2 separate regions of the Homo sapiens genome follow, and region 2 is linked to region 1. Evidence: chromatin loops called from intact Hi-C (ENCODE). Cell type or tissue: endothelial cell of umbilical vein. All regions are shown on one strand. Each heading gives the region's core, and the rest is flanking DNA. Links, peaks and the distances in the headings are about the cores only. Region 1 overlaps SF3B1 (splicing factor 3b subunit 1). Region 2 holds the start of LOC124907951 (a long non-coding RNA gene).

Region 1 (4,404 bases), core at 1-4,000:
AAAGAGATTTAAAGGGGATGGGAGAACTTGAAAGAAAGTCTGGGGAATCACTACAGCGTGCACATTATTTTAAAATAATAAGTCATATTTACAATGTCCTAAGACTCCAGGCTAGCAATTTTTTCTTTAACTATGTTACAGTAAAAAGTCATCTAATAACTATTTCACGATGTTCTAAAATGAAGGAAGAGTTATAATTATTTTCTTGTATTTAGTTCAAGTCACTTACCTATCCATTAAAGCATCTTCAAGTAACGGTGTTACGGCATAAATGTAGTCTTTTCCCATTTCACCAATATATTCAAACAAGAAGGAAAGCGATTTTAACACTCCATTTTGAACATTCAGTTCAGGAACTCTGTATTCATTCATTAAGGCAGGGAGTACTGTAAAGGGTGAACATGTTTCTGCAACAATAGCTATTGCTACAGTGGTACAAACTCTGTTCTGCCTTTCTTGAACTTTGAGGTTGTTCAGAAGTGTAGCCAATACATCATGAGGGCTGAAAAAAACAAATGGGTCAACAAGCTGTTACATTATAAGTCAAAAATTTATGGAAGAAAAAAATGCATAAAGATGAAAACTTTTAAGTATTAATAATTACAGGGAACTCAGTAATTTTATAAAATGCAATACTTTCAAGTCACTGGCATTGTTGTTTCTATATAAAAATTTCATATAAATTAAAAGGTCAGTTTAAAAAAGTTGACTCTGAGAAGATCAGAGGTCATAGCTGTACAAATTCTAAACATTTTAAGTTAACTCAATTTTCAAATGTAATTTTCAGTTCTTAAACTTTCTGAAATATAAAGAAATTTAACTAAATGTTTAAAGTGAGTAATTCTCTGAGTTGTCAAAATGGGCACTAGAACTAGGTAGGAGTGGTGAGGGGAATATCCGAATTGTAGTCTCCCATTATAAACCATATAAAATCTCTTTTCCTTTTATCTTTCCTCCACACAATTTGCTGCATCTATTTGCCTCTTCTTTGACATAAACTTAGAGGGACATTGGGGCTAAAAGCTTGCACAAAAGCTATTCTTGCAAATGTCTTGACTCCATCACCACTGAAATAAATATTATGCTACCAAAATAGGAGAGGAATGAGTATGTGTTAGGGGAGGGGGTGTTGTCTGGTATAATTCTACCTAATTAATCAGACATTCACATGTCATATTCCTTGAAAACATTTTCTTAAGCCACATGGACATGTGGTGTCTCGTTTTCTACAATGACTGTTTTTTCCTATTTTAGTTGTGATGGAGTGGAAGCAAACCACCACAGATTATCTCACAAAGCAGCTATAATTCAGTTAAATCCGTGGAGTAATGTTAGAATAGCATTTTTGTTGTTTTTTTTAGAGACAGGGTCTCGCCCTGTCGCCCAGGTGCCCAGATGCCCAGGTTGGAGTGCAGTGGCACAATCACAGCTCACTGTAACCTTGAACTCCTGGGCTCAAACAATCCATAATAAGATTTTTAAAACATATAAAGCATTAATATGAGACTTAAATGATGTTGTGAGACTAAAAACTTGCCTTAATAGTTTAAGCAATATCCTAGAAGACCAGCACACATTTTAAATTTTTCTGAAAATGGTACTGTTTCCCTCCCTGAAAACACCTAAAGTGTAATTAAAGTAAGTCTTAAACCCTTCCATCTATTTTAATTAAGAATTTAAGACTACAGGCTGTGCGCAGTGGCTCACGCCTGTAATCTCAGCACTTTTGGAGGCCAAGATAGGTGGCTCACTTGAGGCCAGGAGTTCGAGAACAGCCTGGCCCACATGGTGAAACCTCATCTCTACTAAAAAATACAAAAATTACCTAGGCGTGATGGTGCATGCCTGTAGTCCCAGCTACTGGGGAGGCTGAGGCAGGAGAATCGCCTGCACCTGGGAGGCGGTGGTTGCAGTGAGCCGAGATTGAATCACTGCATTCCAGCCAGGGTGACAGAGCGAGACTCCGTCTCAAAAAAAAAAAAAAAGAATTTAACAATACATTCCAATAATCAGAAGGTCAGTGGTTAAATGAAGAGCTTTCTCAACTGCATTATTCAGACCATGCCTCAAAAGAGATTTCTACATGGAAGTATTTTCCAATACCACAATGCATTTATTATAAAGTAATTTTTTTTTAATGGAAGTAAATAACACTCACCCAATGGCCTTTGCAATATAACCAAATGTGTTGACTGTGGCTCTACGAATAGCCTTTTTGTGGGCTTTTAAGAGCTCTAAAAGCTCAAAGCAAATCCTCATCCACTCTCTTGCAGATACATATTCAGCTCCCCTAATTTAAAAAATACACATATTAATTATTGTGACATTAAGAAAAGTTTTAAGGATAAATTTGCAAATTCAGTTCTAAAAACATGATTAACTCATTTTAAGCATTAAATAAAACTTACTACTCTTCAGAAAGGCTGAAGAGTTAGTCTTACAGGTTTAGTCCTAAAATTACATTGCCACCCCCATTACCATCCAAATTGAAATTTGACTGAAAATATTAATACTGGATAGCCTAATCTTTTACACTTATATTAGTGACATTAAGGAAATTTTGCTAATTGAATACAAAGTGGCCAAATTTGAAAATTGATACTGCTTATAAAAATGTGTGGGTAATCTGCTTACCTGTCAGCAATACGACCAACAAGATCAATACAATTCTCTTGTACTTTTTCATGTCTGTTCTTTAAGATGGGGGTGAGTCTAGGCAGCAGATCTTTAATTGGTGGAGTCATCTTATGCATACCTATTTAATAGAAGTCAATAAACTATCAACATTTGAATTGCAACTTTTGTTCACTTTCCTTTTACTTAGCAATGTCATATATGACTATGTATAAATATAAACTTACAGCTGCCTAGGGAAAGAGAAAGCCCCAGATTCTGACCAGACTCAGAATCGTTTTTAACTTTTATTAACAATTTTTGATTATGTATAGAAATGAAAGAAATCAGTGAAGTGATTTAAAGGATGATGGATACTCAATAACAAAAAAGTTTTGTTTGATTCTGAAATATATTTGTGCACTGACATTTAAATATGGGGACAGCTTATGTTCCGGCCATACACAACAATATAAGCCAGAGGTAAACATGTAAATAAAGCAAAAATTTCCAGAAAGGGCCCCCTTACCCTTTAACTGCAAAACAAACAGATCTCCAGTCTCCCTGCAATGCAGGGCATACTTGGATGGTATTTACACCTACGAAGAGAGAAAAAAGGAGGCAGCTGGCAGGGGCTCTTGCTCTAACTAGAATCACTTGCTCTGATTCTCTCTCCATTGCTCTTCCCATGCCTCTCTGACAAACAATATGGTTTAAAACTCCCTGCAAACCAGAGCCCTACAAGTGGCCATGTAAATGATTTCTGGCAAGTAGCTATCTTCAAGTATAGAGGATAGGGTTGCATTGGAGATTATATGCAAATACAATAGTTTAAACATGTGTATCGCATAAATACCTCTTACAAAATGAGGAAAAACAAACAGTGGCTCTCTCACAGTCAGCTATTTTGACTTCTGCTAGGTTATCAGAGCCTCTAAACTCTGCAGGAGTTACATTTGGCAACAGTTATAATCAATTTAAAAAAAAGATTAAATATAAGAAACCATTTGTTTTCTTCATACTGCCCTAATGGAATAAAAACTTTGCTCTCCATATCCAAGACCATTTGTAATATAGCTGTATTACGGGTTAGAAAACTGAATGGACAGTATTTAAAACTTGGGTATGTAAATAAAGACAATAATTTGATCAGTTCACTTTTCTCTGATTATATTCCTTGAAACTGATCACAAGCAAAAAACCTGTCATAATCGCTAATTCAAGGTTTAAATATATATATATTGTTCTAAAACTAAATTAAAACTTTAGGATTGCCTTTTCACCCCGCAGCAGAACATGGCAGAATATATTTCACCTGACACACTATTTCTACTAGGGTCCTGTATTCCATGACTTCAAAGCTTTTTGAGCTGTGACTACTCCCACCTCTCATGTAGGTCCTAAACTTACCCTTTTTTTCTCTTTAAAGTAAAATATAAATGGGTTTTGGGAAACAAGACTTTTGTGACATCCCCCGACTTAACTACAATCTTGAAGTGCTTTTAAAAAGCTAACAAAAACCTCCCAACTCCTAAATAAGATTTTACTTACGAAAAAAAAAAGAAAAAGAAAGTTAAAACAAGAAAAAGTCTTATGTAACCAGCAAATTCCATACCTATGACATTTACAATGGCCTTCAGTGCTCCAAGAATGCTGCCCAATACTTCAGGGTACTCTTCACCCAAATACTCATACAATACAACACCCAAGTGTCCCATCAATTTTTCCTATAATAAAACAAATAATGTTAAAATGTTACTATTTACATTAAACTATTTGGGGAAGAAGTAA
Region 2 (4,404 bases), core at 327-4,326, 75 kb after region 1:
TTAAATTAACACCAAATGAAAGAACACATTGCATATAAGATGCAGAAACAGGCTAGGTGCAGTAGCCCATGCCTGGAATCCCAGCACTTTGGGAGGCTGAGTCAGGTGGATCACTTGAGGCCAGGAGTTTGAGACCAGCCTGGGGAACATAGCAAGACTTTGTCTCTAGTGAAAATAAAATTATCGGCTGGATGGGGTGGCTCACACCTATAACCCTAGCACTTTGGGAGGCTGAGGCGGGCAGATCACCTGAGGTCAGGAGTTCGAGACCAGCCTGACCAATATCATGAAACCCCGTCTCTAGTAAAAATACAAAAATTAGCCGGGCGTGGTGGCATGTGCCTGTAATCCCAGCTACTCAGGAGGCTGAGACAGGAGAATCACTTGAACCCGGGAGGCGGAGGTTGCAGTGAGCCGAGATCGTGCCATTGCACTCCAGCCTGGGCAACAAGAGCAAAACTGTCTCAAAACAAATAAAAATAAAAATAAAATTATCCTTGTGTAGTGGTGCCCACCAGTAGTCCTAGCTGCTGAGAAGGCTGACGAGCAGATCACTTGAGTCCAAGGGTTCGAGCTTGCAGTGAACTATGATCACATCACTGTACTCCATCCTGGGCAACAGAGTGAGACCCTGTCTCAAAAAATTTAAAAATAAAACATGCAGAAATAAGGTAATATATTTTTTTCATTTTTTTGCATCTAGAGTCTGGTAACTTTCTTTTTTTATTTTTTTGAGATGGGGCGCTACTTTGTCACCCAGATTGGAGTGCAGTGCTGTGATATTGACTCAGTGTAACCTCTGCTTCCCTGGCTCAAGTGATCCTCACACCTCAGCCTCCCGAGTAGCTGGGACTACAGGAATGCACCACCACACAGGCTTATTTTTGTATTCTATGTAGGGATGGGGTTTTGCCATGTTTCCCAGGCTGGTCTCGAACTTCTGGGCTCAGGAGATCTGCCTACCTTGGCCTCCCAAAGTGCTGGGATTACAGGCGTGAGCCACCGCACCCAGCCTAGTAACTTTCTTTTTCATATAATCGTAGTTATAGAAAACTTAAAGCAATTTGTGGCTTTTTCTTTGCCAACAGGTAATATGGGAGTTGTTCTCTGTACAGGCAACTTGGGCATTGAATTTTAAGAAATGGTGGCAATTTTGACTAAATTATCGTGTGCTGTTCTCAGCTCTTGAGTAATTTTCATTAAAGCATTATAGACATTAATAGGACAATTGGGGCCAAGCACAGTGGCTCACGCCTGTAATCCCAGCAATTTGGGAGGCCGAGGCGGGCAGATCACTTGAGGTCAGGAGTTTGAGACCAGCCTGGCCAACATGGCGAAACCCCATCTCTACTAAAAATACAAAAATTAGCCGGGTGTGGTGGTGCATGCCTGTAGTCCTAGCTACTTGAAAGGCTGAACCAGGAGAATCACTTGAACCCAGGAAGTGGACGTTGCAGTGATCTGAGATCGTACCACTGCACTCCAACCTGGGTGACAGAGTGAGACACTGTCTCAAAAAAAAAAAAAAAGGACAATTGGGAAAATTTGAATAAGGTCTATATAAATTAGATAATAGCATTATTATCTAGTAGTAGTAACTCCCTCTGTTAATTTCCTGATTTTGATAATTGCAGTATGGTTATTGAAGACATTAAAATAGGGAAATATGGGTAATGGGTACATGGGAATTCTTTGTATTATTTTGTAGTTTTTTTTTTTTACAAAAATGAAATTATTTCGTAATGAAAGATAAACATTTTAATATTTAGAGGATATTTGGTCCTTAAAACACAGTTCTCAAACCAGTTGTCTTGAATTCTATATGGAACAATGAGAGGGTATAAATAAAGTTCTGAAAGGGTATCCAAGGGAGAGAATACAGTCATGGGTTCTTAGTTTCTGTTTCTGGTTGGGCCAGTAAAGCCTCTTCCTCATCCCTCTTTTCCACTTAACCACTAGAGACAGAAACTAAAACCCATGGCTTCAGGCTGTTAAAAGCCTAAAACAAAACAAAACAAAACAACAACAACTACAAAATAAGGTGGATTGGACAAGCTTGTCCACATCATTGGCTACTTTAAGATTGAACCACGTGGCCGGGCGCAGTGGCTCATGCCTGTAATCCCAACACTTCGCAAGGCCTAGGTGGGTGGATTACCTGAGGTCAGGAGTTTGAGACCAGCCTGGCCAACATGGTGAAACCCCGTCTCTACTGAAAATACAAAAATTAACTGGACGTGGTGGCAGGTGCCTGTGGTCCCAGCTACTCTGGAGGCTGAGGCAGGAGAATCGCTTGAACCTAGAAGTCAGAGGTTGCATTTGAGCCGAGGTTGGGCCATTTCCAGCCTGGGCGACAGAGCAAGGCTCCATCTCAAAAAAAAAAAAAAAAAAAAAGAAAGATTAAACCACTTACACCATCTGCCCTGTGGGTTAGGCACACATGTGCATGCACACTTCCAGCCTCCTCTTCCTGCTGGTGCTTCTCAGTGATACCTATGAGAAGGATCACTTTCCTTCCTTATTTCCTTTTGTGGGATAGGATGGATCTAAAAGGGACACATTAATAAGAAGGCATAGTGATTAATGTATTCAGCAAAGGTTTTTTCCAGTCTTCTCTTATTAAGAAACAGACTTTTTCCCTTGAAATGAGATTTCATTGGCCTTCTTTATGTAAGCTTATTGTGCCAGCAATTGTGCTTGTTGCAGTAAAAGAAGATTCCCTCTTTTGTGGGGGTGCTAAAAATCCCACCTACATACATCCACACAATTCTACCTTAGATACCCAGTTCATAGTGTGAACACCACTGTCCTAAGTGGAGATTTAGTTTAAAAAAAATCTTTCTGGCTGGGCACAGTGGCTCATGCCCATAATCCCAACACTTTGGGAGGCTGAAGTGGGCAGAATTGCATTAGCCCAGGAGTTTGAGATCAGCCTGGGCAACATGGCAAAACCCCTTCTCTACGCCCCCCCCCACAAAAAAAAAAAAAATATATATATATATATATATATATATACACATATATACATATATATATATGTATATATACACGTATATATATGTATATACGTATATATATACGTATATATATACACACACACACACACAAATTAGCCACATGTGGTGGCATATGCCTGTAGTACCAGCTACTTGGGAGACAGAGGTGGGAGGATTGCTTGAGTCCAGGAGGTTGAGGCTGCAGTGAGCCGCAATTGTGCCACTGCACTCCAACCTGGGCAACAAAGCGAGAGTCCCTCTCCAGGAAAACCAAAAAAAAAAAAAAAGCAAAAAATAATTTTTTCTAAAATAATTTTCAATATTTTCCTACAGATTTCTTTTGAATTTCGATCACTTCTACATTCCCAGCTTGCCACACTCTTTTTTGATGAAGTTGTGAAGCAGATGGTAGCTGCCTTTGAAAGAAGAGCATGTAAGCTGTATGGTCCAGAAACAAATATACCTCGGGAGTTAATGCTTCATGAAGTCCATCACACATAAAGGCAAAAAAGAACTGGTGCCACCTGCTTCTGACTTTAGTTTGTTCACTTTTAGGAAGTATTTTCATGACATGTTTTCAGAAGCCAGAAAGCATTTGTTAAACGCAGCTTTGGTTATAAACCTGCACCATTGAAAATTTGCACATAGAATATAGACTCACTTGTACATAGAATTATTTCTTCAAGTATAATTCAAAATAATATGGACATTATCATGTTCTGCATTACAATAATGGGATGTCATCACCATTGCTAGAATACTGGCATGATTCTTCTGAGCAGAAGTTGAAACTGTAAATTTAAACCTTTTAATTATCACCTTACCTGAAAGAGGTTAGTTAAGATATTCACACAGTATGTATTATATTAACCATATCACACTTAAGTTATTAAATTCAGACTATTTGTAACTTATTGTTATAGGGCCTGCCGTATGGCTTAGGATATTTGAGTAATCATATATTTAAAGTAAAAACTTTGGGCTGGGCACAGTGGCTCACACCTGTAATCCCAGCACTTGGGGAAGCTGAGGTGGGCAGATCAGTTGAGGTCAGGAGTTCTAGACCAGCCTGGTCAACATGGCGAAACCCCATCTCTACTAAAAATACAAAAATTAGCTGGGCGTGGTGGCACACACCTGTAATCCCAGTTACTTGGGAGGCTGAGGCACAAGAATCGCTTGAACCCGGGAGGCGGAGGTTGCAGTTAGCCAAGATCGCCCTGCTGCACTCCAGCCTGGGCAACAGAGGGAGACTCTGTCTCCAAAAACAAAAACAAAAACTGTTAGTGAAGGTTCCCTGGGACTTTTGATATTTTAAAAATTGTTCTTATGACTAGTAGATAAATTCATTGCCATAATGAGGCTAGCTCCCAGATAAACAGTGTATTTTCTTCTTTTTTTTTTTTTT

Evidence for each region. Peaks named below come from ENCODE experiments on the same cell type or tissue, not always from the same donor. Only the 100,000 strongest peaks of a DNase experiment are listed, where the experiment ranks them.
Region 2: it touches region 1 in a loop (3-fold over the local background); 22 of 110 quality-filtered maps call a loop at or near these places.

The regions. Positions count from the first base shown.
Region 1 is chr2:197,395,827-197,400,230 of GRCh38, forward strand. It overlaps SF3B1 (splicing factor 3b subunit 1), which reads right to left. Exons shown (of 25, transcript NM_012433.4): 20 at 4,229-4,340; 21 at 2,635-2,755; 22 at 2,159-2,290; 23 at 230-502. Among named protein-coding and RNA genes, the nearest start is that of SF3B1, 37 kb to the right of the region's middle. In endothelial cell of umbilical vein, for the core only: no CTCF peak of the experiment used is centred there; no DNase peak of the experiment used is centred there.
Region 2 is chr2:197,470,428-197,474,831 of GRCh38, forward strand. COQ10B (coenzyme Q10B) reads left to right here. Exons shown (of 5, transcript NM_025147.5): 5 at 3,330-4,404. The coding sequence ends at 3,497. It overlaps LOC124907951 (a long non-coding RNA gene), which reads right to left and starts at 2,614. Exons shown (of 2, transcript XR_007087903.1): 1 at 2,414-2,614. In endothelial cell of umbilical vein, for the core only: no CTCF peak of the experiment used is centred there; no DNase peak of the experiment used is centred there.